2 separate regions of the Mus musculus genome follow, and region 2 is linked to region 1. A link is a loop called in an ENCODE intact Hi-C map of the cell type or tissue named here. Cell type or tissue: left cerebral cortex. All regions are shown on one strand. Each heading gives the region's core, and the rest is flanking DNA. Links, peaks and the distances in the headings are about the cores only.

Evidence for each region. Hi-C counts contacts between places; a loop is a spot of excess contacts. Peaks named below come from ENCODE experiments on the same cell type or tissue, not always from the same donor. Only the 100,000 strongest peaks of a DNase experiment are listed, where the experiment ranks them.
Region 2: a loop joins it to region 1, with 6 times the contacts of the local background. A loop is called at or near these places in 4 of 42 quality-filtered maps.

The regions. Positions count from the first base shown.
Region 1 is chr5:143,456,724-143,473,265 of GRCm38, reverse strand. Daglb (diacylglycerol lipase, beta) reads right to left here and starts at 8,773. Exons shown (of 15, transcript NM_144915.3): 1 at 8,490-8,773; 2 at 6,162-6,313; 3 at 148-319. The coding sequence starts at 8,584. It also overlaps the pseudogene Gm9497. In left cerebral cortex, for the core only: a CTCF peak has its summit at 9,144; DNase peaks (open chromatin) are centred at 7,835, 8,005 and 8,694; H3K4me3 peaks cover 2,076 bases; H3K27ac peaks cover 1,338 bases.
Region 2 is chr5:143,518,351-143,534,892 of GRCm38, reverse strand. It overlaps Rac1 (Rac family small GTPase 1), which reads left to right and starts at 6,900. Exons shown (of 6, transcript NM_009007.2): 1 at 6,900-7,130. The coding sequence starts at 7,096. In left cerebral cortex, for the core only: no CTCF peak of the experiment used is centred there; DNase peaks (open chromatin) are centred at 6,791, 7,159 and 7,925; H3K4me3 peaks cover 3,218 bases; H3K27ac peaks cover 1,987 bases.

The sequences.
Region 1 (16,542 bases), core at 4,852-12,851:
TATGAGCTGGAAGATGAGCTGTTTCTCACGGACCAAACCCCATCGCTCAAGTCTCCGTGAATTACTCAGAGAGGCCCAGGACTTCGGGGTGCCGTACCACCCAGAAACGCACCTGAGAAGAAGCTAGGAGGAGGAGGAAGACCTCACCTGACAATGACGGTGGCGATGATGCCAATGACAACTGTCCTGTCACACTGGATACCTTTTGCCACCCAGGCGGCCCCCAGAGAAGCCCAGACCATCTCTGGCAGGAAGAGCGCCAGGCGGATATAGAGCAGCTTAGACATAGACTTCCGAGGTCCAGGGTTACAAATGGTTCCTGAAACACAGAAAAAAAAAAAAAAAAAAAAAAAAACCAGCTGCTCACGAGCGTCCTAAGGCACAGGCAGAGCTGCCTGTCCAGCTACTGGGGGTGGGGTGGGGGTGGGGCGCTGGAGAGATGGTCAGCTGATAAAGAGCCTGTCCTAAAAGCGGGAGGACTGAGTTCAGATCCCTAGCATCCACATGAGAGCTGACAGAAAGGTGGTGTGTGTCTCACCAGAGGGCTGGTGGGATTGGTGTGTGTCTCACCAGAGGGCTGGTGGGATTGGTGTGTGTCTCACCAGAGGGCTGGTGGGATTGGTGTGTGTCTCACCAGAGGGCTGGTGGGATTGGAGACAGGCAGACTGGAGCTGACTCGGATCCAGTTCACCCTCAAGAATTAAGGTCCTGCATGACTGAAGACGACTCTTGACAATGAAGAAGACTCGACACTGACCTCTGACCTACACACACACACACACACACACACACACACCAGCTACAGGGAGGGGGCTGAAAAGACTGTTCAGCAGCTAAGAGCATGCACTGAAATTGGCTCTCTATATCTACACCAGGCAGCTCACAGCCCCATACAAATAACTCCGGCTGCAGGGGGGGGGGGGGGGTCTGACCCCTCTGGCCTCCATAGGCACCTGCAGTCACACACATATACCACAGTCAGCCGCATAAACACATACTCATAATTTAAAAATAAATCTTAAGAAACACAGCTACTGAACATCTCTGAGTTTTGCTGCACACCCACCACTGAACTCCTACTCAACTATACTTCCCAAAATAGGAAGCAAGTGACAAAGCCGGGTGGCGGTGTGGGAGGCAGAGGCAGGCGGAGCTCTGAGTGTGAGGCCAGCCTGGTCTACAGAGAGAGCTCCAGGACAGCCAGGGCTACACAGAGGAAACTCTGGTTTGGAAAAACAAGAGCGGGGAGGAGGGGAAGAGAGGGGGGAGAGTGAGAGTGAGAAGAGAGGGGAGACAGACAGACAGACAGACAGAGTGAAGGCTGGGAAGCAGGGCATAAGCTTCACACTCCTAGCGTAGATTCACTGTGGCTCTAACTAGGGAGGAAGGACTACATAATCACAGCCCAAACTGGAATACTTCTAAGAAGCAAGAGAGGCACACTGGGTGTAATTATACTGGAGGAACCGTATAGCTGGAGAGGACTGTCCCAGGCAGAAGTAGTCGTCACCCGGGTTCTCTCAGCCAGGAAGAAGTGTCCCATTGTCCACCTGACTGAACACGCAGTACTACTAAATACTTTAATACCCACCATTCCTTAATCCTCGCAAACTGTGGACAAGAGATTATCTCATTTTACAAACAGAGGGTCAGAGAGCTCTAGACTTGTGTGTGTGCGTGTGTCTGTGTGTGTGGAGTGTGGTGTGTACGTAGTATGTATGGTGTGTATATTCTGTGTGTGTGTGTGAAGTGTGGTATATATGGTGTGCGGTGTGTATGTGGTAAGTCTGTGTATGAGGTGTGTGGTGTGTGGTTTGTGTGTGGTGAGTCTGTGTGTATGTGGTGTGGTATATATATGGTGTGTGGTATGTGGTGTGTGTGGTGTGGGGTGCATATGTAGTGTGTGGTTTGTGTGTGGTGAGTCGGTGTGTATGTGGTGTGTGGTGTATATGGTAAGTCTGTGTGTGGAGTGTGGTGTGTGTTTGTGGTGAGGCTGTGTGCACGTGGCACTACCAAGGCTCCTGCTTGGCCTTTATATGGTAATTGATTTTTACACTTTTATTTACATTTATTTATTGTGTGTGAGCACATGTGTGCCATGACACACAAGAGGAGGTCAGAGGACACCCGCAGGAGTCAGTTTTTCCTTCTACTGTGTGGGATCACACTCAGGTCACCCGGCTTGGCGAGCAGAACCTGGCTAAGCCATCTGGCTGGCTGGCACAGAGCTCTCACCCTCTCTGAGGAACGAAGGAAGCCTGCTACTAAGTGACAGTGGCAGAGGCCCTAGAAAACAGGAACCAGACCTCCGCTGCACTGGAAAGATGCCAAATATGGACACAGTTTAACACAGTCAGCAGCATCTGTGATTGGGGCTCCTCACACAAAGCTCTAACACAACAGTCACTAAATACGGACAAAGAAACAGAGATGGAGTGTGTCTAAACAAGTCCCCAGAGATTAAACGAGGCATTGAAAGACCCTCCATCTACCTAGAAAAACACCGTTTTAAACTCCTTGACAATTTCGTATACATATGTGGTACATTTTGGTCACCACCCTTCCCTGCCCCTCCCGGTCCCTCTGGAGCCCCTTCTTCCTGAGAAGTCCCTCTTACTCTCGAATCTTTGTCTTGGCTTTGCTTTTTGGTGACTCACTGAGTTTGATTAGGGTGACTGCCTGAGCACAGGCTGGGAGCTCTTCACTGGAACACGGGCAACTTACCAGTGGCTACATCACTGAAGAAAAATGACTCCCCTCCCTCAGCACCACGGCCTGCCAGTAGCCCCTGAGCTAAAGCTGGGGTCTTGTGAGTCCCTCCCCAACCCACGATGTAATACTAACGGCCTTATCAGGTTCAGGTCTTAGAAAAACACATTTTTTTTTTTTTTAAAGACAAAGTTTCACTCTGCAGACCAGACTGGCCTTGAACTCACAGAGATCTGCCTGCCTCTGCCTCCTGAGTGCTGGGACTAAAGTTATGCGCCACCATGCCTGGGTAGAAAAACACTTTTCTTTCCATATTTTTTTCCCCCCTCAATCTCAATTTGATGACCCTGACCTTCAGAGACACTGTTGCACTGGGCTATCCTCAAGAAAGACTTCCTTTGAAAAAAAAAAACAAAAAACAAAAGAAAAAGAAACATTTCCTAAAATGACCTCCTTAGGTCCCTCAGCACGTGGGACATGCAGAAAAGCATCAAAGAGAAGGTCTCCCAGACACGGCAGACGGCAGGCCCCATGGAAAGGGCTCTGTCACAGCGCCTTGAACTGCCTGGGAAGTGGACCGTCCCCATCTACCCCCAATAGGAGGGCTTCATGGAGCCTTCTGAAATCAAACACGGAGACAAATGCCTGTGATCCTAGCCCTGGCTCAAGAAGCTGAAACAGGAAAATCACCGAGTCTGGCCAGCCTGGGCTACACAGTAATACCCTGTAAAGGCAAAGACAAGACCACAACGAAAGTGACATTGTCTCAACTACATCACATATATCTGTGACTGCGAGGAAGAATCCCTGTGCTCGTCTATCCACAGCCACACTACAAGCACTGCTGAGTGTATATGCCAACTGTAGGTGAGACCTGATTGCTATGTGTGTGTTATCACACTGGCCGACCCAAAGGCTTGGCTGATTCCCATGCAAAGACAGAGCTGTTCATTCATTCCCACTTCGTAATGAGACAGTATGCTTATATTCATATCTTTATGTGTGGCTGAGGCTAAATTAAAAAATGTATTCTGTTATTGTTCAGGCTTTCTGCCTATTTTTTCCACTGATCTGGGTTGTTCCCTTATTTCTCACTGAAGCCCCGTACTCGGTCTGGTGGTGCATGCCTGTAATCCCTGTGCTTGGGAGGCAAAGACAAGAGAGCAGCCCACAGTAGTCCCCAGCCAGTTAGGGCTATGATGCAGACTTCATCTCAGAAAGAGGAGACATGGGGCTCTGGCTCTGTTGGGAGGGGATTGCCGCTCAAGCACGAGGCCCTGGGTTCAATCCCTATTGATGCCAAAGCAAATAAAAGAAGTTTTAAAGGGCTATGAACGTAGGGATTTGTCTTTTTCTCAATCCTACAACCCCAACCCACATACTTATCTTTTAAATTTTCTTCTTCACTAAAATTTGTATGTGTGTATATATGTACACACACACATATATATTGTTGTTGTTTTTTTTTCGAGACAGGGTTTCTCTGTATAGCCCTGGCTGTCCTGGAACTCACTCTGTAGACCAGGCTGGCCTCGAACTCAGAAATCCGCCTGCCTCTGCCTCCCGAGTGCTGGGATTAAAGGCGTGCGCCACCATGCATTGTGAGACAGGGTCTCACTGTGTAGTCCAGGATGGTCTGGAATTTGCTATTTAGACTGGGGTGGCCTCAAACTCAAGAGACTCACTTTCTTCTACCTCTCTGAGCACTAGCTTTAAAGCTGTAAGCCACTATGCCCAACATACAATACCCCTTTAAGAAGTTTTTTTCTTAAACATTTATTTGAGTGTGGTGGACATATGTACTGCCACATATCTGTGGAGGTCAAAGGACAATTCTGGAAATAGATTCTATCTTACTACATGGGTGTCAGGGCCTTCCAAGTGCTGGGATTAAATGTGTGTTCCACTACCACCCAGCTAAACAGCTTTCTCTGTGCAGTTCTGGAACTTGCTCAGTAGACCAAACTGGCCTTGAACTCAGAGATCCACCTGCCTCTTCCCAGCATTAGGCTGGGATCAAAGGCACGGTCACCATGCCTGGCTAACATGTTTTAAATTTCATTTTTATTCTTGTGTTTGTGCCTCCTCTCTGGGTGCACTGTGGCCAGTGAGGGCATTAGAGCCCAGGTAGTTCTGAACCTGTAGGTGGGGGCTAGAAACTCTTCTGTAAGAGCAATAAGCACTGAGCCATTCCTCCAGCCACCACCCCTCAAAAATACAGACAGACAGTCACAGGCAGGCAGGCAGACACACACAGAGACAGAGAGACACAGAAAGACAGACAGACACAGAGAGAGAGAGACAGGCAGACAGACAGATAGGTGCAGGCAGGCAGAAAGATGGGGAGGGACAGATGGATGGGCAGAGAGGCACACATAGGTCAGGGGAGTCAGTCTATGTGCACGTGTCATAACACACACATGGAGGTCAGAAGACAACCATTGGGAGTCAGTTCTTATCTCCTACGATGTGGAACCCAGAGATGGAACCTAGAGACAGAACTCTGGTCATCAGGCTTGGTAGCAAGTGCCTTCATCTGCGGAGCCGTTTAACGGCCCACAATGCTGTTTTTCAGACAGGCTCCGTGGTCTAAAGACTCAGGTAAGCTTTGAACCTGAGGTCCTCCCATCTTTGTCCCCTGAGAAGCTGTGATAACTAGGCCTGCACTGTCACGCTCCGTTTAATACGGTTTCTTAAGATACTGCTTTGGGTTCCAGTGAGAACGGCTCAAGTCCTAAGTAACAGAAAACCCAGTTCAAGCTGGATGGACTGGAAGGACCTGTATACCGGCTAACACTGGATTAGCAGGGGTAGGAAGACATCAGCTTCTCCAGGAGCACCTGTGTGCCTGCTCATCCTGGCCATGAGTGGAGACAGCCCCACCCAGAAGAAAACACAAAATATGCCTCGGTTTGTTGTTGGGAACTTAGGAGGAGGGATTAACATTGCCCTAGGAAAGGAATTCTGACAACACCCTACCTCAAATAAGGAGGAGAGTGATCCAGGAAGGCAGCCAATGACATCACCCTCTGGCTTACACACACACACACACACACACACACACACACACAGAGAGATAAGAAAAACGTTCCCACGTCCACTGTAGTGATAGGCTTTCAACTATGGAAACAGTGAGAAGCTGTGTGGGGCTGGGGAGGCGGCTCAGTGGGAAGGCGGCTCAGTGGGGAGGCGCACCTGCCACTTTCCAGGAGGACTCAAGTTAGGCTCTCAGCACCTGTGTGGTGTGGTTCACTACCACCTGTAATCTAGGTCCAGGCGATCCCAATCCAGAGCTCTCTCCTGACCACAGTAGGCACTCGGATGCACATATTCGTGTGCGCACGCACACATTTCAGAAGCCAAAACAAGACTACTGTACCGTACACAAATGGTAGCGCAGTATGGCTGTTAAGATACAGAGCGGGTTTCACACAGAAAGTGTGTCTCTTTACCTCTCATGCTGACACACACGATGGCCAACACGGTGCATATAATAACTGCCAGGAGAACAAGGAGGACTATCAGGTACGTGCTGAGCAAGACTCCACCGGGACAGTCCAGCCTCCTTCTGTGCGTGAGATACAACGTCAGACTGACAATCCACCTGTGCGCAGAGAAGAACGTGGGTTCATAAAACACGCTAGGAGGAAATACAGGGAGTTAATACTCTCCAATCAGGGTTAAGGTTCAAAAGAAGATGTAATCTGCATCAATAAAAAGTCTATCCAGAGGCAGACTGTTAACACACATGTGGCTTTCTGTTCTTAATCTGTATTTTCTGTGAGCCATGTACTGGGCATGGCACCAGAGAGGCAGAGGCAGAGGGCAGGAGGATCATAAATTAGAGGCTACACGAACCTGGGCTATAGATGAGTTCCAGGCCACCCTAAGCTGCACAAGGAGCCCCCACTTCAAATGCAAACAAGCTGGAGCTACTGCTCAGTGGGTAGTGTTTACCAGGCATGCAGGAGCCCTTAGGTTCAATGAATGCTACATTAAATGTTAAGTGCTACATTAAGTGTTAAGAGTGCTACATAAACTAAGTCCTGTAATCCCAGGACAGGGGAAGTGGAGACAGGAGGATGAGAACTTCGAGATCGTCCCACACCTCATAATGGGCTTTAAGGCAAGCAAGAGATGTAGGAGACCCTGTCAAAAATCGAAACCTAGACAAGCTAGGGTTCCCCAGGAAAACACCCACCGTGACTTAGAATCACGTGGTTGCTAAACGAACTTACACTTGCTGAATTAATATCAGGATTTGTATGTATGTGTGTGTACTTTAACGTTCAGTAAACACACATTGTAGCCAACTGTAATTCAAAACCAAGCAAGCAGGAAGCAAATTATGAAAATAACGTATCAGGGTAGATACAAATAAACACAAAAGGAGAAGTCCTATGGCCTCTTGACTGTATTTTGTAACTCGGCGGTGAACAACGATAGCATGAATCTCCAGAGGGAATGGAGCCACTGAATCCCCCTGGAGGGACTTCAGCAGCAAACAGACCCGCTTAGCAAGAACGTCCACCTTTTTAAAAAACTATATCTATTTATTTGAGGAAGACTATGCCATCCCACACCTTCGGAGGGAGGTCAGAGAGCAACTTAAAGGAGCCAGTTCTCCTCCTACCATGTGGGTCCCGGAGATAACAATTTAGGTCATCAGGCTTGGCGGCAAGCACCTTTACCCATCTGAGCTCCCCTGCTGCCCAAGATGGTCCAATTAAAGATTGACATTCCAAAGCCCTAAGAGGTGTCATCTGAGGTGGGGAGGATTTAACTCAAAGCCTAGCATACGTGAAGCCCGGGCTCAAGCACTAGAGGGGAAAAAATAAAGGTAAGATTGGTCTAGATAACTTTTCTGTCCCCGTACCACCCCTCCCCCCGCACCTCTTTTTTTTTTTTTTTTTTGAGGGAGGGTCTTGTGCAACTCCCCTATGACTCACTGTATATCCAAGGATGACTGTGAACCGCAGATGCTCTCCGCAGATGCTCTTACACCACCCCCTAGTCCTGGGATTTACAGGTGAGAGCCGCCACTATCAGTTCTGTGTGGTGCTGGGGATCCCGTGCACACAAGGGCCTCCTTCATGTTAGGTGAGTACTCTACCAAAAGGAACTGTTACACCTTCAGCCCCTAGATAACTTTTTCTGTCCAAACACCAGAGCTCCGTGTCAGGAGTTTCAGACTAAAAACGATCTGAGAAAAACCCGGCCTGTCTAGAAAGGGCTTTGCTGCTCCTATTCCTTTACCTCTTGAGAATGCTTTTTTTCTAAGAACGTTATTCCTCGTCGGCAGGCGTGCCAGGGGCTGACTTCACCCACCGGTGCCGTTTCCCACTGAGCCTAGCTGCATTTTGCAAAACCGGCCTATTATCCTGGTTTCTATGAATTGCTCCGAAATTGCTATTTCCCAGATTATTGTTTTGCATTGACAGGGACTTTGATACCCTCCCAGCAAGAAAAAGGACAGGTGTGATCCAAAGTTCCGGAGCCGCGGGCTTCAGGAAGGAGAGACCTGGGGGCTATGGTTTTTAGATGCTCACATTTCCCTCACGCTCTCGAGGCTAGGGCTCGGCGCTGCACCCTAGGGCTCGGCTCCTACCCTGCAGAGCTGAAGGTCCCGGACCCTGTCAAATACACAGAGCGACTGCCTCTATATCCTAGGTGCAGACAGATTGTGCTCCGGGGGCGCGGTTGCCCCTTAAGCACCAAGAAGGCACGACTTTTGTCGCCTTAACCAGCGCGCCTCCCACCCTCACGGCGGCCTCACTTACCACAGCACACGCAGGAACAGCTCAAAAGACCCGGGGAACACCAAGTCGTCGCTGGCTAGAGACCAGCGCCGGCCGAACAGCACCATCCCCGGCATGGCGCACCTCCCACCGCGCCGCCTAAGCCGCGCGCACCCTTCTGACTCCGCGCGTGTCTGGAGGGGGTCCCCAGCAGCGCCAAGGCGCAAGCCTACGTAAAGACCCGCGCATGCGCCTCCGGCCCGAGTCCGGAGCGCGCCCACAAGAGACGCGCACTTTGCTGTCTTTGCCTCCTTCCCAGGTCCCCTGACCCGGAAGTCAGCTGCTGGCTGTTAAGTGCCGGTCGGTGGCGTATGAAGTCCATTCCGGTGTGGTCATTTCTGTTTAATAGACTGAGGATTTAAAAAGATCTGGAGAGAATGCTCTCCCTAGAGAGCCGCGCCTATGAATAGTGAAGCTAGGACGTAGGTCTGGGTCTCTGAATCTTTCTAGCTTGGGATGACTTTACTGTACGCCTTTTAGCACCTCCATTCCTCTTCTCTCTCTCTCCACACACACCGTGCTTTATCCATCTTCATCCCTTCCCCTGCCTGGTCTCACTAATGCTAGTTCCCATTCTTCCCCACGGTCCCCCTGGTGACCGAGGAGAACCATCAGACCTGGTCTAAATTATGTCTAAGACTTGCAAGTCTGTGCTTCGGCGTAAAGTGCATGTTAATCCTTTCCAGAGACTTTTCTAGCGGAGTCTTACATCAAAAGCCTCTAATTAGTGTCTGTGTTCCCTCATCATCTACCTGCTGTACTCCCACACACATTTTAGCTCCCCAGATTTTTAGTGTCGGTGGTGTGCATGTGTGTGTGCGCGTGTTTTTGCATGTGTGGTGGGGCGCACGTATGTAGGTGCCTGTATACATGTGCTCATGCATGTGGGGGTCTGAGGATGTTATCAAGAACTGTACCCAGCTCTTCCACCTTGCTGAGGCAGGTTCTCTCAATCAAACACAAAGCTCGGTGAGCCGGCTGGTCCTGCGAGCCAGCTTGCTGCGGAGATCTTCTGATTTCCCCCGTACCAGGCTGTAATAACAGGTGTGCTACCACACCCATCCTGCACTTTCCTGAGTTTCTGGGAATCTGAACTTTAGTCCTCACACTAGTATAGCAAGTGCTTTAACTCCTGAGCCGTCTCCTTAGCCCTTTTCCTAACTCTGGTTTCTTTATGGTGCTTAATCACTCCCTGGCCCAAGTCTGCCTGCTGCCAGACAAGCTGATCAACAGAGATGGTGTCAGGCAAGGGGTTTAGTTTTAAGATCTGGACTTATAATTAGCTGAGAAGATGCGGGATTTGTGAAAATGTCCATCCTGAGGATGGGGATGTAACTAAGTTGGCAGAGTACTGTGCCTGGCATGCACAAAGCCTTGGTTTCCAATCCTAGCTACTGTGTAAACCAGAAGTGGTGGGACAGGTGTTGGGAGGTGGAGACAAAAGGGTTAGAAATTGAGGGTTGTTGAGATTTGGTGTTGTCATGCTAAATTCTACACCCACAGGTCTAGGTCTTCTACTTACAAATTTTTGTTGTGCAAACCTTGTTCCTTGATTTAAAACTACTGATTAAATAAAATTGGCTACAGTCAATTGCTGGAGGAATTAGAGGTAACCTAGGTTTGGAGTGACCTGGTTTTGGGGGAGGGAGGAAGAGGAAGAACAGGAAAGGGAGGGGGAAGTGAGGGGAAGAAGCTGCAAAGAGGAGAGAGGAGCCATGAGCACACAGTCAGAAGAAACAGCAAGAATCTGGGGTACACTGCTGGGAAGGTAGCCAGGCCAGTAGTTAAAAGAGTAGATTAGGGGTTACCTCCTAGTAATTGTCAAAGCCAAATAAAATAACTATAGTCTGAGTCTCATTTATTTGTAAGCTAGTTGGGGATAAGCTCAAATTGCTTGTACTACATTTTGACAAACCTGATACTGGGCATAGAACCAAACTATCTGAGACTCCCTCTCAGCACAAGGCCCAACTGCATGCTGGGACACAGCCCTAAACACAGTGGCTGGATTTCCAATGAACATTTCTTATTGGCATAGAGATCTGATCTGGGTATCACAGGCTTGGGAAACCAGGCCACCAAGCCCAACTCTCTCTCCCCCAGCCGCCCACACCTCATGTCTGGAGCCTACAATTGGTACGAACGCTGCCTTGCTGGCTGCAGCTAGGGCTCAAACCCTGGGCTAACCACACCAGGGCCTCAGTGCTGAGCTCGCACCATTCTTTTTCCAATAGGAAAATGTCCCTAACAGACAAGCATAGGAGACAGAACAACACCAGCTTGGGAGCACAAAAGCCATATACCTTAAAAAAAAAAAAATCAGAAACCACTACAGAGTCCTGAGTTGAACCAAAGGGAGACAAAGGCACAGAAAACTTGAGATTAGGTATTAGGGTTGGAAGTTGGCAGTTTGGGGAGAAAAAAAAAAAAAGACAGATAAAGATGATAAACACTATAAAGACTTTCTGGACTTTACGTAAGACTATTTTGAGCACTTCAAAAGGGATGAATCTAGAGAAAATTGACACCTTGCCAGTTATAATTATTGCATTGTTAAGCTTCACTCCTGTCCTAATAAGCATTTGGGTTTGCTGTGTCTTTTCAATAAACAGCGCCTTAGAAAAAAATTTACAAGCCTTAAAAAAAATTAAAATTTTTATAAAACAGAATGAAAGCAATGTCAAGGCACTAGAGGGGAGAATACTGAAAATTATAAATCAGAAGATGGAGACTGTTGTCTGAGAAACAGGAAAAGGATAAAATATGGAAGCAGAGTTTAGAAAGCAGTTTAGAGACATTTATGAACAATATTAAGGAGGATACTAATGTAATAAGGATAGGAAAAACAAACAGGAAAATTTAGAGAAATGTATAAGTAAAATTGAGGAGGAGATTAGAGTAATAAAGATACAAGAAAAGGAAAATAATAAAAGTTAGACGTTTTAGAAGAAAATTTACAAAAGATTATAAGTACAATTGAAGTATATACTAAGATAGGGACAGAGGAGCAGAGGCCAGTAGATACTGCATCACCTCGTAACAAGACTATGAGATAGCAGTCTATTGCTTTTTAAGAAAAGAAAAACCAAAATGATTTTCCTAGCCTTGATAAGGGAATTGGAAGGAGATGAAGAAATCTGCAGGGTTATCAAGAATTTGAATGACAACCTATAGAGGCACAGGATGTAAAAAGACTTAGGGGAAGCAATAATGAGCCGTGGCTTACATTCACCATATGTCCAACAGATACTCAGTAGCTGGGCCACAGAATCCTATGGTTCTCAATGGTTGGAGAGATTGGATGACAACCATGCTAGAGCCTGGCCCTCAATTACAATGGCTGACATGGTGGAAAGATGAAGTTTTGATTATGGAACATTGAAATAGGACTGGAGGCATTGATACCGTCAAGGTTCAGTTGCTAGGTGAAGGCCCGTATTCTGAATCAGGAGTACAGATTGCTCTTGAGGATGCTGTCCTAGAACCATGTCCTTCAATATCCTTACGTGCTTGGGACAAGGTTGAACAGAGGGAGAAACTGGATCATTTACAAAGATAACAGGGGGTTCAAATGAACCTTTCACAGACTTTTTACAAAGCCTAACCACAGCGCTAACTAGAGCAATATCAGATCCAAATGCTAGAGAAATCTTATTTGAATCTTTAGCATTTTAAAATGCTAATGATGAATGCAAAAGGGCTTATTAGATCATCAATAGCAAGGTCTGCACCTCTTTCTGAGTGGATTAAAACTACTGCAGGCATAGAAGCAAATGCTCACAATCCAATTGTGGTTGGGCAAACAATTAGAGGAAATAAAGAAAGACAAGATGCCCAGTGCTGTGGATGTCAAAGATCCCGTCATTCCCAAAGTGATGGTAACCAAACAATTCCTAAGGATAAATCCTTCTACAGTAGTCATTCTGGGAGAAAGTTCCCTGTGAAGTGTAGACGTGGAAGGACCGGGCATGCTGCTCATGAATGTAGGTCATTCAAGGATACACAAGACAATTTCTCAATTTCAGAAAACTAAGGGACTTTGCTCGAGGCCTGACCAAAAAAATAACATGAGCCATTGATTTCTTGTTATCTAAGGAAAGATATTTCTGAAAAACAATGAAAAGATTTATTGTCTGTAGTAGTCTGATAGTTGGAATGGAGCTGCTCAATACTCAATGAAACCACTTAACGAAAATTGAGTATTTCCTAAAGATAAAAGATTCTAAGGATACCAAGACGACAACAACAACAACAAAATAAAACAAAAACAAAAAACAAAAAAACAATCATAAAAAACCCCACCATACTTTGGCAGACTACTATAAATGATAAGAGACAAAAGGTAAACTTATAGTTAGATGGAATTGAGATTGAAAGATTAGTGGGGCAGATGTAGCTTTAATATCACAAGATTCCTGGAAACCAGTTTGGCTGCTTCAATGGGTATCTACTCCATTCCTAGGGACTGGAACATTGTCTCATGTACAACGAACTCTTAAATGGATTAAATGTATAGGACCAAAAGGTCAGGTTAAGGCCATGTGCCACGGATGTAGCCATGAATTTATGGGGACAAGACCTATTGCAACAATGGGAAACACAGATTAGCATTCCTCCAAGTTTAGAGACAAGTCATAAGGGAAGAGGTGTTTCTAATAAATTAAAGAATGTTATCAGGGACAGTTGCAGACTGTTCAGGCTATCCATAGACAGAATACAGCAGAAGCTATCTCTTCAACCTTGACTGAAGAAGCCACTGATGACAAAACACCAACAGGCTTACCACTAAGGTGGTTGACTGACCAACCTATTTGGATTGAGCAATGGCTTATGACAAAGGAAAACTTATAGGCACTAGAACAGTTAGTCCAGGAGCAGCTGGAGGCTCAGCACATAGAGGAGTCCACCAGCCCTTGGAACTCTCCTATATTTGTCATTAAAAAGAAATCTGGCAAATGGAGGATGTTAACAGATCTGAGAACAATTGATAAAACTATTCAGTCAATGGCTTCCTTGCAGCCTGGAAACCTATTTCCTTCCTTGTTACCTAAGAATGGCCTATCATAGTGACTGAGCTAAAGGATCGGGTTTTTTTCCCACAACCCCTTTACAAGAGCAAGATAGAGAACTGCCTTCATGGTTCCCACATTTAACCAACCAAAAGGTACCAACAGAAAGTCCTGCCACCTTACAACATCAGCCATTGGAAATAATCTGTAAGCAATTCCCTCAAGCCATAATTTACCATTATATGGATGATATTTTGCTGGGTGATTCTAATAGATACACCTCAGAACAAATGTTTGATGAAGATTAAAAAACAATTTTTTTTTTTTGCTTTGTTGAGGATTACAAATTGCTCCTGAAAAACAAAGAGGCAATTCTGTTAATTACCTAGAATATAAGATAAATCTGCAGGAAATTTGACTGCAAAAGGTGGAAATCAGGAGAGACCAGTTAAATACTCTTAATGATTTTCAAAAATTATGGGGAGATATCTGGCTTCAGCTTACAATTGGTTTGACCATTGAAGAGTTAAGTAATTTATTTCAAATTCTGCAAAGTCATAAAGAATTAAATAGTCCAAGAAGATTATCAGCTGAAGCTGAAAAGGAATTGGCTCTAATAAAAAAGAGATTACAAAATGATCATATAGATCGAATTGACCTAAAGATGGCCTGTGTTTTAGTTATCTTTCCTTCTATTCATTCTCCCAAGGAATTCTTATGCAGAGGGAAGATTATACCTTAGAGTCAATTTTTAAAAACTAATTGTTTTATTTATTTACATCCCAAGTGTTGCTCCTTTTCCGGTCCCCCCTCCCAGAGTTCTTCACCCTCCCTCCCCTTTGCCTCTGAAAGAGTGCTTCCCTACCCCCCCCAGGCACCTTCTTCCCTGGTGTATCAAGTCTCTATAGGATTAGGCACATCCTCTCCCACTGAGTCCAGACCAGGCAGTGCTCTACTACATATGTGCCTTAGGCTCAGACCAGCTCCCAGGAGGATCCAGATTAGTTGATATTGTTGGTCTAACTGTGGGGTTGCCCTTCCCTTCAGCTCCCTCAGTCCTTCCCCTAACTCTTCCATAGGGGTCCCTGACCTCAGTCTAATGGTTGGCTGTGAGTATCCCCATCTGTCTCAGTCAGCTGCTGGTAGAGCCTCTCAGAGCACACCCAAGATAGGTAGGTTCCTGTTTGCAAGCATAACATAGCATCAGCAATAGTGTCAAATTTGCTGCCTGCCCATGGGATGGATCCCAAGTTGGCCAGTCACTAGTCCGCCATTTTTTTTCAGTCTCTGCTCCATTTTTGTCCCTGCATTTCTTTTAGACAGAAACAATTCTGGGTCAAAAAATTTGAAGGTGGGTTGGTGTTCCCACCCCTCCACCGGGGACCTTGTCTAACTATTGGAGGAGGCTTCTTCAGGTTCTCCCCGGTTGCGCATGTTGGCTAAGGTCACCTCCAGTGAGTCCTGGGAGCCTCTCACATCCCAGGTCTCTAGGACTTTCTAGAGGTTTCCTTCACCCCCACTCCCCACCCCAGACAGCAGTATCATTCTACTCATTCTCCTGGTCCTCTAGGCTTCTCTCCTGTCTTCCCCCAAACCTGATCCTGCCCCCTTTCCCTTCCTTAGTAGCAATCTGCAGTAAAACCATCTGGCCCTGAGCAGAGAAGTAATTTCTTCTGTAAAAACTGGCCAAATTTTACCAAAACTTTACCAAACAGTGAAATCAACTTATATAAAGACATTTTGGGTTTGCAGCCTTTGAATGATGTGACAGGGCACTTCCACACATAAGTGTCCTGTGCTTGCTCTGGTCCCAGAGCAGTGACAAGCATGGACTGTCAGTGATGGTCTGCAGCAGGGCTTGTGGCAGCCAACTCCATGACGGACAGGTCTACTTTAACAAAGTATAATCAAGGGAGTACGTCACAATATCAGATGAATTATGTAAGAGCAAAATAGGAACAAACCAAAAGATGAAGATGAAAGAGCTGCCACAAACAAGGCAAGTGTTCCCCATAATGCACCTGCAGAGGCAAATGGTGGGGAGAGGGCAGATGATGCTAACATGAAGGGAAGCTGAGTATAGTATTTATTTCTCATTTTATACAACTCTGACTCTTTACAAAAATGGTTATAGTCGTGCCTGGAGAAATGTAACCCACAGCATTGGAAAGCAAATACTCTTTGTAGTTATTTAAAAGGGCCTTTTTCAAAATTATAATACAAAGGTCTATCCTCTATGAGCAATCCTCCACTGTGCATTATAACAAAAAGGCTTACTTTTAATACAAAGACTAAGTGTTTGGTAGTTAGGAGCCACTGGACTTGACAAATATCATCTTATAATTGTTCTTCACATCTTTTTTGCTCTTCGGATCTTCTGTGTCTTCACGATGCTCAGCAGCATGAAGCTCTTCTGCAGACTCCTCCTTCTCAGACTCAGACTGACTGAGTCATCTGGACTCTCAGCATCAGGGGAGTCGTCCTCATCGTCATCTCCAGCCACATCACCTTCTCCATCATGATCCTCTACCTCACTGAAGCTGAGTCCACAGTGCTGCCGGTAATGTCCTGACAGTTTGCTGTCCATGCTCTGCTGGTACTGAGATCCAGCGCTTCATTAATTTTTCTTGTTGTCTTCTTCTGTTAGGAAGTGAGATGTTGATTTGTGATCTCCTATAACAAGACAACCAGTGTGTTCTTTCTTTCCTGCACTCATAAGTCTCAAGAACTTTTGTTTTCTTTCTTCATTGCCTAAATCTTCTGCTTCCCAATTGCTAGATCCAAGATTGTCATCGGAGGAGGCTGAACGTTTCACCCCGTGCGGGTGAGACTCCCAGGCAGCACTCATCGTAGCTGGGACCCCATCGGGGATATGCCAAACACACTGGCAGTTCTCCTCAAACGTGACACCAGCAGCCTTCACCCAGCAGCAAGACCAAGCAGCGCCACTCCAGAACGCAGAGCCCCCTCCAGGCCTTCTCCCAGTTTACCTGATTTTGATTTAACTTTGGTAAGTGGTATCTGTC
Region 2 (16,542 bases), core at 4,084-12,083, 62 kb before region 1:
TGGGGTGGGGGAGGGTGACATCAAGTCATCCAGGGATCCAATGCCTTTTCTGTTCTCTGAGGTCACCTGTACTTGCTGTACATACATACATACATACATACATACATACATACATAAAATTTAAGCTAGGGTCCCCAACTCACTATGTAGCTGAGGTTGCCCCCCCTTTTTTTTTCCTTTGTTTTGTTTTTTTCGAGACAGGGTTTCTCTGTGTAGCCCTGGCTGTCCTGGAACTCACTCTGTAGACCAGACTGGCCTCGAACTCAGAAATCAGCCTGCCTCTGCCTCCCAAGTGCTGGGATGAAAGGCGTGCGCCACCACTGCCCGGCTAAATTAAAAATAAATATGTAAAAAAAATAGGAGTAAGCTATGATTAGATCAGTAAGCAATGCTTTGATGTATGTGTGTTCGCATGTGTGGGCATGTGTGTGTGTGTGTGTGTGTGTGTATGGAGGCCAGAGTTGACACTGGGTAACCTCTTTACTTTCTTTCTACCTTTGGGGGGGGGAATGGAGGGGGGAAGGAGTGTATTGGTTTTTCAAGACAAGGTTTCTCTGTGCAGCCTTGACTGTCCTGGAACTCACTCTGTAGACCAGGCTGGCCTCAAACTCAGAGCTCCGTCTGCCTCTGCCTCCAGAGTGCTGGGATTAAAAGAGTGCATTACCTCTGCCCTGCTAAGCCCTTTCCTTCCTGAGCCATCTCTCTAGCCCCTATTATTTGACAACTGTGCTATGCTAGCTGTACTATGTGTATGATGCATTTTTATATATGGGTGCGTTTGTGTTTCTGAATGCTGGGAAGAAACAGGAAACCAAAAAGTAGGTAATAGCCTCCGCTGTGAGTGAGTATTTATAAATTATCCAGAGTGTAGTATTTTGTTATAGCAGCAGAAACAGAGGTTAAGAGTGCTTACTGCTAGCCGGGTGTGGTGGTGCATGCCTTTAATCCCAGCACTCGGGAGGCAGAGGCAGGTGGATTTCTGAGTTTGAGGCCAGCCTGGTCTACAAAGTGAGTTCCAGGACAGCCAGGACTACACAGAGAAACCCTGTCTCAAAAAACCAAAAAAAAAAAAAAAAAAAGAAAAGAAAAAAAGAAAAGAAAAAAGAGTGTTTACTGCTCTTGCAGAGGACTGGGGTTGGCTCACAACCACCCAGCCATCCATAATTCCAGGTCCCAGGAATTATAATGACTTCCTCCTCCCCCCTCCCCTTCCCCCCTCCTCCTCTTCTTCTTCTTCTCCTCCTCCTCCTCCTCCTCCTCCTCCTCCTCCTCCTCCTCCTCCTTCTTCTTCTCCTTCTCCTTCTTCTTCCTCCTTCTTCTCCTTCTTCTTCTCCTCCTTCTCCTTCTCCTTCTCCTCCTCCTCCTCCTCCTCCTCCTCCTTCTTCTTCTTCTTCTTCTCCTACTACCACTACTACTATTACAAGTCTTCCTCTTCTTCTACAGCAGCCTTTAAAAATAGAGATTTTCTTTTATGTGCATGTTCTTCCTATATGCTATGTACCTGGACCACATGTGTGCCGAGTAGTGTGGAGGTTAGAAGAAGGCATCAGATTCCTGGACCTGGAATTGTGGATGGTTGTAAGCCACCACATGGGAGCTGAGAATCAAAGCCAGGTTCTCTGCAAGAGCAACAAATGCTCTTAACCGCTAAGCCATCTCTCCAGCTCTGTCCTCTTCTGACCTCTGTGGTCTCCTGCATGCATGTCGAGTGCACACATACATTCATGCACATAACCTGGCAACCAGAGATCAATTCCCACAGCCAGCATCCACAGGTAGATGCTGTAGCAAAGGTCTATGATATCACCACTCCTACACTCCTGTAGCAAAATTGGAGGTGGACACAGGTGAGTGGGTGAGTGACTGTGAAGCTCAGTGCTGCAGAAAGTACTGTGCTGAGCCGGGTGTGGTGGCGCACACCTTTAATCCCAGCACTTGGGAGGCAGAGGCAGGCAGATTTCTGAGTTCGAGGCCAGCCTGATCTACAAAGTGAGTTCCAGGACAGCCAGGGCTATACAGAGAAACCCTGTCTCAAAAAACAAAAAACAAAAACAAAAAAGAAAGAAAGAAAGTGCTGTGCCTTAAGGAGATAGAGGTTGACAGGTAACTGCAGAAGCCAGGTGTCATGGCGCACACCTTTGATCCCAGCACTCAGGAAGCAGAAACAGGAGATTTCTGAGTTCAAGGCCAGTCTGTCTGGTCTACAGAGTGAGTTCTAGGACAGCCAGGCCTATACACTGTCTCAAAAACAAAACAAACCAAAATTTTAAAACCTCCATGGACACACCACAGAACATGTATGTGCACTTTGCACAAAATAAATAAATAAGGTTAATTAATTAGTTTATTTGAGGGAAAAGGGTCATAGTGAGAAGATCAGAGAGACCCACCTCTCCCAAAGGGACCTATGTAGAAATTGAGTTCTGTGAGAAGGCTGTTAGATCACTGTTAACATTAATGAGGCACTCCATTATTACAAATTCTCATTTTAAAAAACACTTTTTACCGGGCAATGGTGGCACACTTGGGAGGCAGAGGCAGGCAGATTTCTGAGTTTGAGGCCAGCCTGGTCTACAGAGTGGGTTCCAGGACAGCCAGAACTATACAGAGTGTCTTAGTCAGGGTTTCTATTCCTCCATAAACATCATGACCAAGAAGCAAATTGGGGAGGAAAGGGTTTATTCAGCTTTCACTTCCACATTGCTGTTCATCACCAAAGGAAGTCAGGACTGGAACTCAAGCAGGTCAGGAAGCAGGAGCTGATGCAGAGGCCACGGAGGGATGTTTCTTACTGGCTTGCTTCTCTTGGCTTGCTCAGCCTGCTCTCTTATAGAACCAAGATAACCAGCCCAGAGATGGTCCCACCCACAAGGGGCCTTTCCCCCTTGATCACTAATTGAGAAAATGCCTTACAGTTGGATCTCATGGAGGCATTTCCTCAACTGAAGCTCCATTCACTGTGATAACTCCAGCTGTGTCAAGTTGACACAAAACTAGCCAGTACACAGAGAAACCCTGTCTTGAAAAACAAACAAACAAACAAACAAACAAACAAACAAAAACCAAAAACCAAAAAGAAACCCTAACTTTTTTTTCCGTTTTTCTTTGTGTGCCCATGTGTTTGCTGGTACCCATAGAGTCCAGGAAAGGGCATCAGAGCCACAGTTATGGGTGGTTGCAAGCCACCAGAAGTGAGTGTGGGGAGGGACTCTTACTCCTGTCCTCTGTAAGAAGAGTGCCTGCTCTTAACCCCCAAACCATCTTCCAGTTGTATAAATCTTTATTTTAAGGATTCTTTTAAAAGAAAATGTATATGTGACGTGCTAGGCATGGTGGTGCAAGTCTGTGATCCAAGCACTCAGGAGGCAGAGCTGGCGGATCTCTGAGTTCAATGCCAGGCCTAGTCTCTATGGCAAGTTCCAGACTACCCAAAGCTACATAGTCAACAAATAAACAAAAAACTCCTCTCTCTCTCTCTCTCTCTTTCTCTCTCTCTCTCTTTCAGACAGGGTTTCACTATGTAGCCCTGGTTGGCTTAGAACTCTTCATGTAGACCAGGCTGGTTTAATTCACAGACATCCACCTGCCTCTGCTTCTAAAGTGCTGGGACTAAAGGCGTGTGCCATCACACAGTGCTAATTTTTAAAAGTTACATTTGTGTGTGTGTGCACTGAGGCACCTGCCGTGCAGGGAGCAGGCACTCAGGACTCAGAGGACAACAGAGAGGAATAGGTTCTTTCTTTCTTTCACTACACTGCTCCTGGGGATGGAGCACGGGCTGCCAGGCTCGACAGTAGATACTTCTTGCCTTGATAAGCCATCTCACCAGCCTTCCCAGATTTGTATTCTATAACACTGGGGTGGGGGGCAGTACAGAGAAGGCCATCCCCTCCTGTCTCCCTCTTAATGTCACCATTGTCACGGCCTGTCAGCGGAACCCCGTGGTCAATAACAGTGCTGGTTTGTTCATTTGAAGGAAGTAGCCATGGGCACAGACTGTCTGTGGGCTGTGGCAGTTTCCCTGTCGTCTTGTGGGCTCCCTCCTGGTCCTCCTGCGGGAGCTCAAGTTTCTTTCTGTCTTTCATAACTCTTTTTTTGTTTTGTTTTGTTTTATTTCCTTCTCCTAGAAGAGCATATGCTCCAGACGTTTCCTTAAGGCCTGGTATCTGGGAGGTAATCCTTTCTGAGAACTTATTTATCAGAAGACATTCTTACTTTATGCAACTGATCAAGGATTTTTGGCCATGTGAGGAATTCTAGCTTAAGCATAATTTTTCTAAAATGTTTTCATTTATTTTTGTTTGCTTTTTTTGAGACAAGGTCTCACCATGTAGACCAGGCTGGCTTCAAGCTCACAGAGATCTGCATGTCTCTACCTCTCTACCTTCTAAGTGCTGGGAGCTGGGATTCAAAGTACAGTATGAACCACCATGGCCAGCCTAAATAGCCGTTTTTTTTTTTTTTTTTCTTTTCTTTTCTTTTTTTTTTTTTTTTTTTTTTTGGTTTTTCGAGACAGGACTTCTCTGTGTAGCCCTGGCTGTCCTGGAACTCACTTTGTAGACCAGGCTGGCCTCGAACTCAGAAATCCGCCTGCCTCTGCCTCACAAGTGCTGGGATTAAAGGCTGCGCCACCACCACCCAGCTTTTTAATTAATTAATTAATTGTTTTGGTTCCTTTTTTAAAAATGTACTCATTAAAACACTTTTATTTTACATTTTATTTTGTGTGGATGTCTGATGAAGACATGTACCCCAATGTGTGTGTGTGTGTGTGTGTAAACCAAACAATAACTTAAGAGTGTCAATTCTGTCTTTCTATTCTGTAAGTCCTAAGGATTGAACTCAGTACCTCAGGCTTGATAGCAAATGCCTTTGTCTACTGAGCCATCTCACAGGCCCAATTTGTGTGCATACAAAGACTCAGAGGACAGAGTTCTCTCCATCCACCTTTACCTGGGTTGCAAGGAGGGCACTCGAGCTACCAAACTTGCATCGCTGGACGGCAAGCACCTTTACTTCTTGAGCCGTCGTCCTGAAGGCGTTGTCCCTCAAATGGAACTGCTGAGAAACCCAAAGCCATTCTAAATTCCTGTCTCTTTAAGACTTTGTTTTCTCTTTGGAAGCCAGAAGGGTCTTATGTGTTCACATGGTTCTGAAGTTTTACAAGTTTGTACAGTGCAGTGGGGCAGATTTCCTTCCCTGTGGGCATTATCTATCTGTAAATGGTTTATCCTCCAGGTCTGGGAAATTCTCGTGGAATAGTTCCACAGATGCTTCCCTTAAATTTTTTGTTTTGTTTCTATTTTTTGTTTGTTTGTTTTATTTTTTTACTGTTAGGATATTAGGATGGCTGGAATTCCTGGTCTGGTTTCTTTTCTTTAAAAAAATATTTTAGATTTTGTGTCTGTGCTCACGTGCACACACGTGAATGAATGCAGGTGTCTCAGGGGGCCAAAGGTGTTGGATCGCTCTGGAGCTGGAATTACAGGTGGCTGTAAGCCATGTGATTCAGGTGCTGGGAACCTAACTCCAGTCTACTGGAAGAGCAGCTTGGCCTCTTAAGCTCCAGGAGGAGGGAACTTGCCAGGCAAGTGTGAGGAACAGAGCTCCAATCCAGAAACTAGTATACTAGGAGGGTACGGTGACTCACCTGTAACTCCGGAAGATAAAGATGGGATCTCCAGGGCAAGCTGGTTGGCTAGATTAACTGGAATTGGCCAGTTTTGTGTTCAATGAGAGATCTTACTTCAATATATATAAGGTGAACAGCAACTGAATACACCCAGTGTCAACCTTGGTCTTCTATACACATGTGCACCACACATGTGCCCACACATGAAAACATGCACACACACACACACCACAGATAACCAAAAATATCTTTAATGTTCTTGTCTTCTAATAGGCTACCTTATTTGTGAATGAATTATATGCTTACCCTATCATATCAGCAATCTTTAAAAGAATTCTTCTGACCTTTATCCTTCTGTTTATTATTTTAATGGTATGTATGTTTTTTTTTCCTTATATTTTTGTTTATTTAGTGCTCCCTCCCCACCCCCCACCCCTATTGAGAAAGTCTCATGGTAGGTCAGGTTAACGCTGGACGCTACATAGCCAGAGGTCAAACTTCAGATGTTTCTGCTACCTCCAGTCCAGAGCTGGGATTCCAGGTATGCACTACCTGATATATACCACATCTGTTTCATACCGTCGTGAGGTTCAATCCTAGGGTTTCATATCTGTATCTGCTCGGGGAAGCACTCTACCAATTGAGTTGCATATCCAGAGGTTGGACTTGAGGTTGATCCCCAGGATTCTACTGCTTCCGCCCACCAAGTGCTGGGATTACAGGTGAGCCACCAGGGCAGGCTGTGATGTGCTAGGGATGGAGCCCCAGGCTGTACATGCCGGCAAACATTCTGACTTGGCTACATCCCTAGCAGTTTCTTTTTTGAGACTGGATCTCACTGTGGCACGAGCTATACAGAATTTTCTAGCAGGATCTTACGCTACAGCATACTGTAGTTATCACATAACAAGGGGGCTCAGGAATCTCTCCATGGAGTTGGCACAAGTAGGTTGCGAGCGAACGGGACCCTACCACTGACCCGAACCCGTAACCCCAGGATTCAGAGGGCTTCCTAAACCTGGTCACAACCGGGACGCTTTAGCGTGCCAAGATGGCGGCCGCCCCGCCCCGCGGCCGCCGAGCCCGTTCTCCGGCTGGAGCCGACTGTTGCCGAGCTTTCCCGAAAGCCCGTGGAAGCCAGGAACGGCGCGGGCGGGCGCGCGGGCGGGCGGGAGCGGCCCCGCCCGGAGCCTGGGAGCTGCGTCGACGGCACCGAGGGGGAGGGGAGGCCGGATGTGAGTGGAGCGGCCATTTCCTGTTTCTCTGCAGTTTTCCCCAGCTTTGGGTGGTGGCTGCTGCTGCGCTTCGCCTTCCCGTGCGCTGAGGGCCCGGCGGCGTGGACAGCAGTCCCGGCACTCGGCGCCCCGCCGCCCGCAGCCTCGCCCAGCGCTTCCCGAGCCCGCCGCTTCGCGCCTCAGCCACCGGCCGCCGCCGCCGCCGCCGCGGCCCACCGAGCGGCCCAGATGCAGGCCATCAAGTGTGTGGTGGTGGGAGACGGGTGAGTGCACGGCCGCGCCTGGCGCTCCGGACCCGGTGCCGCGCGCAGCGCCATCGGGGGCCCCCGCAGGCCCGAAAAGCCTCGAGCTGGCGTAGAGCGCGCGCCCGGCCTTCTGGGGGGCGCGAGCCTCCCACCCTCCCGGGCCTGGTTCCGGATTCTGGTTGGGGGAGGGCCTGGGCGAGCCGGCCGGAGGGAAAAGTGAACTCCACCCTCCTGCCTTCTTCCCGGGCCGGACGCCGCCCGTCGCCCTACTCGACTTGGCACGTAGGCGAGGCTGGTTTGAAGAATTTTTCTTGAAACATTTTTAAAAAAAATTTTTGTCTTTTGAGAAAGGGACGTATAGTTTCTTCATTTACTCAGGGTACCCCCTCGCACCCCCCCCCCCGAGAACTGGGATAGGTAACGGCCTCCAAGTCGGCCGGCCCTGGTCGATGCATGTTTGCACCAGTCACTTGGGTGACCTGGAACTTGGGAAAGGGCTCGGTTGCTTCGACTTGACAGGGTGTTTATAAAAATATTCATTTTCACACTTACGCCGAGAAAGTTACTGGGATGCTAGCTGAAGGAGTGTGATGAAGACTGTCCATTGAACGAAGTGTGGTTATTAAAAACAAACAAACCTTCTCTGAAGGCATTAGATATGGATGTAGCAGATCCAGCTCCCTGTGACTCGAGGCAATTCTTTTCGTGATTGACCGTGATGGTTTCAGGCCCTTGAGGGAGACAAGACTGGTCTTATGCAGTCCGTCCCGTTCCCCCCACCCCTTCGGTAGAAACAAGAATCTCAGTGTAATCGGAGCAAAATCGCGCGTCTCAGCGTAGCTTGTGTAGGTTCGTGTTAACGAGGAAGCTTGGAGATTTACCACCCGTTTCCTCAAACGCAGAGTGCAACTGGTCCACTTTCTAGTTCAGTCGAGTACGTTGCCAAACTTGCTTAATGCCTTCCACACTTGCAGTGAGCACTCGCCGCCCATGGGTTTATGAGCCCGTGGATTTATGAGCGATTGTTCAGCGTATTTACAGAACTCTACATTAGACTTTGGGATCGTCCCTGTAACTAAGTCAGCCAGACGGTCAGAGAACTTTATTTTTCTGCTAACATGTCTGTCTGTGGGATTTGTCTCGGAGACAGGAAGTCTCATGGATACGGTTCAATGTATTTAACGACACACTGGAATTTCATTGAGTAGGAATGTCAATGGTGCTTTCCTTTCACCTCCTAAAAGAAAGCTTTGTCACTTGGGGCACTTAGTTTGATAGTGAAGATGTTGTATTGTGGGGCCGGGGTCTTTTTGTGTAAATCCTAGTTTCTGACTGCCTTGGTCCCAACTCCATGATTCTCCTGTTAGGAGGACATGGACATAGGCGTTGGGCTTACAGGTATGAGCCACAGGTCTGCTTTAAGTGAAGGCAAGATGGCTGGGTCTGTCTGTCTGTCTCTCTTTTTGTATTGCGGTTGAACTATAACATAGCACCTTGCTGGGGAACGTTTAAAACTTACCTGAACTTTCCTTGAAAAGTTAAAAATGTTTCACCAGCAGTTTGTGGGCTGGGGAATACTACCACATTCCTAGTGTTTTAATAAGTTAAATTGCTCTGTCACCATCCTCTTTTCCTCCCAGAGCTTAGGGACCAAGGGGAGGAAGAGAGATTATAAGAGTCAGAGGTCAGGGACACCCAGCGGAAACAGTATTTTCTAGATTCCACTTGTGAACTCAGCAGCAGCTGTATAAGATCCTAGCCCAGGGCAGAGAGGGCCTAGGCTGAGTCGAGATGGGCCCTTGATGCTTCTAGGGGTGAGCCAGTCAGTGTTCTCTATGGATGTGGTCCTTGAGGGAAACTAGCCCCAGTGTGAGGCCTCACACTGTTGAGTCTATGGATGGGCAGCACAGATTGGACTAGGTGAGTTTTTAGGGCTGGGGTGGAGTTGGAAGGAAGTAGGGATGACTATGAAAAAGTACATTGAAAGACATCTCAAGACAATTACTTTTTAAAAAGGTAAATTGCTGCTGATCCAAACCCAAACCTTAGTGCTTGGGAATTCCTAAGACCTGACATGCACATGCAGCAGGTATGCCAGCACTCATTCTGTAACCCCCACCCCCAGCTGGGCCTCAGGGCCTTAGGTTTCCTGGCACGTCTGAACAGCTGAGATACGTCTTAGCCTGTTGCTGGCTTTAAAAAGAAAATCTAGTAAAAACGTGTAGAATGCCTCCTGTAGGGTTCATTTGGATTGCCACACCTTTCTTTTTCTCCCTACATTTTTTAATGTGTATGGGTGTTTTTGTGTGTATGTCCGTGCCGTATGTTGATGCCAGCAGAGGATCTCCTGAGACTGGAGTTACTGAGATCGGTGAACCATTAGGTTGTGATAGGAGTGGAACCCAGGCCCTCTGGAAGAATGACCAGTGCTCTGAACTGCTGAGCCATCTCCAGCCCTCAGTACCCTTTTAACCTACGGAGTAATCCTCAGCATATCATTTCTTCCTCAAGAGAGATGCCTCAAGGGAAAGTTAAACAAGCCTAAATGAGATGCTGAGTATGAAGAGGCTCTTGAGTGCCCGGTCCTTGTGGAGCGCTGAGCGAGTGCTGGTTACCGTTGTTGCTGTGCTTTTCTCTTCTCCTTTTCCTTTTCTTTGAGTCCAGTGCCTATTCTCCTGAGCCGTTCCCACTTGCTTCTCGCCTCACTACCGTTGTTGGGGTTTGTTTGTTTTCACTATGAGGGTCAGTGAAGAATGTTAGACATAAAAATGCAGTTCCTGGCCATGGAGTTTTCAGTCTTGTTCTAAACAGTGTATTGTGGTGTGTGTGTTTCTGTGTGTCTCTGTGTGTGTGTGTCTGTGTGCGTGTGTGTGTGTGTGTTCTCTGTGTGTGTGTGTGTGTGTGTGTCTGTGTGTGTTCTCTGTGTGTGTGTGTCTGTGTGTGTTCTCTGTGTGTGTCTGTGTGTGTGTGTGTGTGTGTGTGAAGGCACGCATCACCATGGCAAGCTTGTGAAGGTCAGAGGACCTGCAGGAGCAGGCTCTCGTCTTCCTTCAAGTGGATCCCAGGGATTGAACTTAGTCAGTCAGGCGTACCCTAACCTGCCTAGCCATCTTTCTACCCCAGTGTGCCTTTGTTTTTTAACAGAGTCTCACCTGTATATCTCTAGCTGGCTTATCTCTGCCTCTTGAACACTGGGATCAAAGGTGTGCATCACCATTTAACTGTATTTAAGGAAAACATAGTGATTGTTTTGCCTGTGTGAATATCTGCACCACATTTGTGTCTGGTGTCCACAGAGACCAGAAGACAGGGCATTGGATCCCTGGAACTGGAGTTAGGTATGGTTATGAACCACTGTGTGGGTGCTGGGAATTGAACCTGGGTCCTCCACTCTTTTGTTTTGGTTTGGTTTTTGGTTTTCCAAGACAGGGTTCCTCTGCCCTGGCTGTCCTGGAACTCACTTTGTAGACCAGGCTGGCCTCGAACTCAGAAATTCGCCTGCCTCTGCCTCCTGAGTGCTGGGATTAAAGGCGAGTGCCACCACGCCCGGCTGGGTCCTCCGCTCTTAACCATTGAACATCTCTCCAGACGCTGTATTTTTTTGTTCTGTACTTGACATTGATATTGTTGGGGCTAAGTGCCAAGAGAAGTGTACACATACCACAAGATTCGAGATTTGCATTCTGAAGGGCAATGCATAGTAAAACACTGGTTAAGAACAGTGGTTCCTAATTGTGGGTCATAATCCACTTGGGATCGAATATTAGATATTTTGCATAGTGATTTTTAACGGTAGCAAAATTACAATTAGGAAGTAGCAACGAAAATGATTTTATGGCTGGGGATCCACCATACCATGAAGAGCTGGATTCAAGGGTCACAGCATTAGGAAGGTTGAGAACCACCGTGTAGAGGTGTACATACATGGCTTTTCATGCCAATAATATTTTTCTGCTATTTAACAAATAAACTATATGCCTGAGGTATAGTTGGAATGCCTTTTATTCTGAAAAATTGAAAGCTGGCAAGCCTAATATCACATATAGTTATGAAATTTTACAGGGTTAAAAGCCGAGTGATGACAGATTGATTGAGGTCACACAAATTGCAAACTTTACCATTTAAAGTTCTTCTGAGGGATTACAGTTACAAAGTCTATTATGACCATGTTAGATTAATCGGCCTGTATTCTTGTGGTGGGGTAGTCCCTGTTCAGTAGTTAATTGACAGTGGATATAGAATCTGAGAGAGTTAAACAGAACCCATGTGTTTATCTTGGTGATGGTGTGGCATGTGCAGAGCCAGTGCCCCCCTTCCCCCCCCCCAGCCACCTCTCCCACCTTTTTTCTTTGTTCTGGTACTGTGAACTGAACCTAGGGCTTCACATTTGGTAGGTAAGTGTTATACTATTTTATTAAATCCCTACCCAGCCCCGGCCTCTAACTATTCTCCTGCCTTCACCCCTGAGTGCTGGCTGGCATCGCAGAGATGTGACATCACAACTAACTCAGTGGTTTTTAATACTATTGGTTTAGTTTTGATTGACCAGAAGGCTAACAAGCAAGTGTCTTGAAGTTTACTTCTTGTCTGTGTGTAGACTTGGGCTGGTAGTCTGACCAGTAGTGTGTCTAGCTTAGACACTGCTGTCCAGGAATTTTGTTGGTCAGCCTCCTGTGATGTCGTCCTTACAGGAATGAACACGAACAGTGATGGCATGGCCCATACATTGCCCAAGCTCTTCATGACTTATGTTTGACCTGTTACGCAAGGACTTGAATTCTACTCTGGCTTCCAAATTTAGATTTTATTATTATATTATTTTATATGCATGGGTGTTTTGCCTGCATATATGTCTGTGCACCAAGTTCCTGGTGCCCTTGGAAGCCAGAAGAGTTTTGGATCCCTTGGAATTGGAGTTACAGACTGTTGTGAGCCACCATGTAGGTGTTGGGAATTAAACCTGAGTTCTCCAAAACAAGTGCTACAGCCATTCTCTTAAGAGATGGAGCATCTCTCCAGCCCCTCTCTTTCATATCTCTTACACCTTCTTCCTCTCTATCTCTCTTTCTCTCTCTCTCTCTGTAAGTGGTTCTACATATGGAATCACTTATATATGACATAAATGTGTATCTTATCTCTCTCTACACACATACACATATCTTTCCACCCCTTCTGTGTGTGTGTGTGTGTATGTATGTATGTACGTAAAATAACTTTTGTATTTTAGCTCGATTGTCACTTGACAGTCCATAGTGATGTGTGTAGTGTCTTCAGCCTTCAGTGTCTGAGCAGCTTTGCACAGTCTCTAAGGGTGGCAGTGACTACACGTTGGTTATGATGGACCTGGTTCGTAAACTTGAGACTTTTGAATTGCTTTGTCTTTTCCTGATACTGAACTACTCTTACTGATTCATCTATTTTTCTGAACACACTCTTTCTTTCTATACCTTCTAGCTCAGAAATTAGGGTATTTCAGGTACTCAAGAAGCATGAGGAGGACACGTGTGTGGTTTGGGGAGTGCACTCACATATGTCTACATGGAGGCAAAGGCATTTTCAGTCATTCTCCGCTTCGTTTTTTAATTATTTTAAAATTTTTGTGTGTATTTTTAATGCGTGGGTGTCATGTTTATGAATGCCCACAGAGGTCAGGAGAGGGCGTTAAATATTCTTAAGCCAGAGTTACAGGTGGTTGTGAGCAGTGTGATTTGGGAGCTGGGAGCTAAACTTGAGTCTTCTGGAAGAGCAACAAGCTGTCTTAACTTCTGAGCCATCTCTTCAGCTCCCACATTATTTTTTGAAACAAGGTCTCATGTAGCTCAGGGTCGCTTTCAAACTCCCAGTGTACCCAAGGCTAGACCTGAACTCTGGATTGTAAGAGCTAGACAGGCATGCATCACCATACCTGCCCTTGAGATTGACTTGTTGTTTGGATCTTGGGAATTTAGATAATAATAATTGCCTGTTCAGCATTTGATTTGCAGCTGCCAATGGATGAGTCCGGTTTGTCTATCTTAGGAACAGCTTTTTTTTTTTTTTTTTTTCCTTCGAGACAGGATTTCTCTGTGTAGCCCTGGCTGTCCTGGAACTCACTTTGTAGACCAGGCTGGCCTTGAACTCAGAAATTCGCCTGCTTCTGCCTCCCTAGTGCTGGGATTAAAGGCATGCGCCACCACCGCCTGGCTAGGAACAGCTTTATTTATTTATTTATTTATTTATTTATTTATTTATTATATGTAAGTACACTGTAGCTGTCTTCAGACACACCAGAGGAGGGAGTCAGATCTCATTACGGATGGTTGTGAGCCACAATGTGGTTGCTGGGATTTGAACTCTGGACCTTTGGGAAGAGCAGTCAGGTGCTCTTACCCACTGAGCCATCTCACCAGCCTGGAACAGTTTTTCTTACAAGGCCATGTGCAGAGTTTTTTAAAATTCTTTTTTAGATATATACCCCATCCTTTGATGCTGGGGTTGGAATTCAGGATTGTGTATGCTAGGCAAGCTCTCTCTGCCACTCTGCTATAGCTGATACATATATAAAATTTTTGGACAGGGTTTTGCTATGTAGTTCATGCAGGACTGAAACTTGAAGAAAGGCTTCTCTCCTCAAGATTTCCAAGCTGTGATTACACACCCCATTTTCTTACCTACCTTTCAGTTTTTCATGTGTATATAAAGGAGTGTATGTGTGTGCACACACACAGATGCCTGCAGAAGAGAGTTGCAAGCATTGTGAGCCCTCTGATGTGGATGCTGTGGGTCAGACTGCAGAAGCAGCAAGTGCTCCTGGACACCGAGCCATCGCGCCAGCTTCCCTATGTATGGGAGTTTGTTTTGTTTTTGAGACAGGGTTTCTCTGTGTAGCCCTGGCTGTCCTGGAACTCACCTTGTAGGCAGACTGGCACCTGCCTCTGCCTCGTGAGTGCTGGGATTAAAGGCCAGTGCCGTCCCCACCCTGATCTTTATGTGTTTTAATGTGAGGAAATTGTCAGTGCTTATAGGTTACTGACGTTTGTGTTTGAAGGTTTGGCTTGTAGGTTTCAGAAAGTAAGAATAAAGCTGGTCAAAGCAGAGAGACATTAAGTACAAAGTTCTCTCAACAGGAAAGGGAGGACTTCAGTGGGACCGGAAATCACTGGCAGCCTTCATTCTTGGTCCTTTCTCCAGGACAGGGCAGGAAGTGCAGATAGGTTAAAAAATAGTAATGTCATGTGCTAGGGGAAGAGCCAGTGGAGAGTGGACAGGACTTTCTTCCATAGACCCAGGCTCATTGCCTAGAGTTTAAAAATTAATAATAGGAGGTTGAACTGAACACTTAAATATACAAATTTAGAAAATTCCAAAGCAAATACTCTTCCAGAAATTCTGTTGTGTGTCAGTCGTGGCTGTGACTAAATATGTCTTCCTTCTCCATGTGGCCATAATCTTGACGTTACTTCCCGTAGTTCAGATGTTGACTTTGGCCTCTAGAACACACAAGGAATCAGTAAGGACACTAAGAGAAGGGTGATAGCCCTTCTGTTTATGCTGATCCTTGCTTAAGTGAAGAATTGAGGGTAGAACATAGAGACGGGCTCACCCACAGCCCAGGCTGGCCGTACACAGCCCAGGCTGGCCGCAACTTGCTGTGACTTCCCACCCTGGGTAGCTTTATTTGGTGTTGGGGATCCAACCCAGGATTTGCTGCATCACCAACCTATAGCCATGGATTTTTGTTTTGCTTTTTTTCTTTTTGTTTGTTTTTTAAAAAAATATTTATTTATTTATTTATTTATTTATTTAATATATGTAAGTATACTGTAGCTATCTTCAGACACTTTTTTCTTCTCTCTCTGGCCCTGCTTGCTCTGGCCCAAAGATTTATTTATATATGTAAGTAAGTATACTGTCGCTGTCTTCAGACACCCCAGAAGAGGGCATCAGATCTCATTAGGGATGGTTGTGAGCCACCATGTGGTTGCTGGGAGTTGAACTCAGGACCCTCGAAAGAGCAGTCAGTGCCCTTAACCGCCGAGCCATCTCTCCAACCCTATAGCCATGTTTTTATAGAACATTATAGTCCATAATGATTAGTAAGAAGTACATTTCCCAGCCATGTGTGGTGGCTCACAACTGTAAACCAGACTCAGGAGGAAGAAATGAATGGGTCACAGGATCATGATGGACACATTCAGAATCATCCTGTTGTACAGAGTGAGTTCAAGGCCATCGGGACTGTAGTGAGAGCAGTTCAGTAGGGGAAAGTGCTTGCTGTCAAGCCTGACCACTTGAGGTTGTCAAGCCTACACACGGTGGGGCCGTCCTGACCTTAGTAACTCCGAGCTGTTTGAACTGAGTCTTCAGGATGTCCCTCAAGTCAGTTAGGGTCTGTGGCGAAACTCAGAGTTTTATCTACTTACTTGCTACCTATTCCCTTAAAGCAGGGGTCCTCACCCTTTATAATGCTGTGGCCCTTCAGTACAGTTCCTTTCTTATGTTGCAGTGACCCCCAACCATAACATTATTTTCATTGCTTCTTCATAACTGTCATTTTGCTACTGTTACAAATTGTATTATCTGTGTTTTCCAACAGTCTTAGGTGACCCTTGTGAAAGGGTCATACGGTGTGCCCCCCACAAGGGGTCATGACCCTCAGGTGGAGAATTGCTGCCTTTAGTTTTTCTTCATCTTAGGCATGCTGTGTCCTGTGTGGTGTGCACACGTGCATTCTTACAAATAACAGCAACACAATTCTCAATACCAGATTTTACCAGTACCTTCCCAGTCGGGCCTTTCAAAGATAGCTGGAGCTGGGGTCCAGGCCTGGTGGAAGGCTTGCTGGCATGTTGGTGGGCATGATGGTAGTGTGAGGAAGAGGACGTGTTGGGGATTGAGTACAGGGTTGGTGCACTAGGCAAACATTCTACTGCTACAGCCCCAGGGAGATTTTATTCTTTTAATTACTACATATATTAACTGCCAAGAGTTTCACCGACATAGCCATGCACGTATGGGATGCACTTTGATATCTTCACCCCTGTTATTTTCTCTCTATCCTCCACCCCCTTCTGCTACTCTGTGTTCTTGTCGGTTTGAAGTGGATTCTCAGTAAGGAGCTCTAGCTAGAGTAGAACTCACTGTAGCCCAGACTGACCTGGGACTCCTGGAGATCATCTCGGCTTGTCCCAGAAGCCGAGATACCGCCTTGAACCAGCACTTGCTCTGTTCTTGAGTTCCCTGCACAGTGAGTACCGCAGCACCTTCCTTCCTTGCTATGGATTCCCTGTAGTTCAGAGCGCCTACTTGCCAGCAAGAAAACTGAGGCAGAAGAGGAAGTTGAGATGTGTCAGAGGCCGCTAGGACTGAATGAGCTGGTCTGAGTCTTAGAGCCAGGCCTCTCCAGAGCTTAGGCTCTTGCTCATACAGGTTTGTTTTGACATTCTAAGCC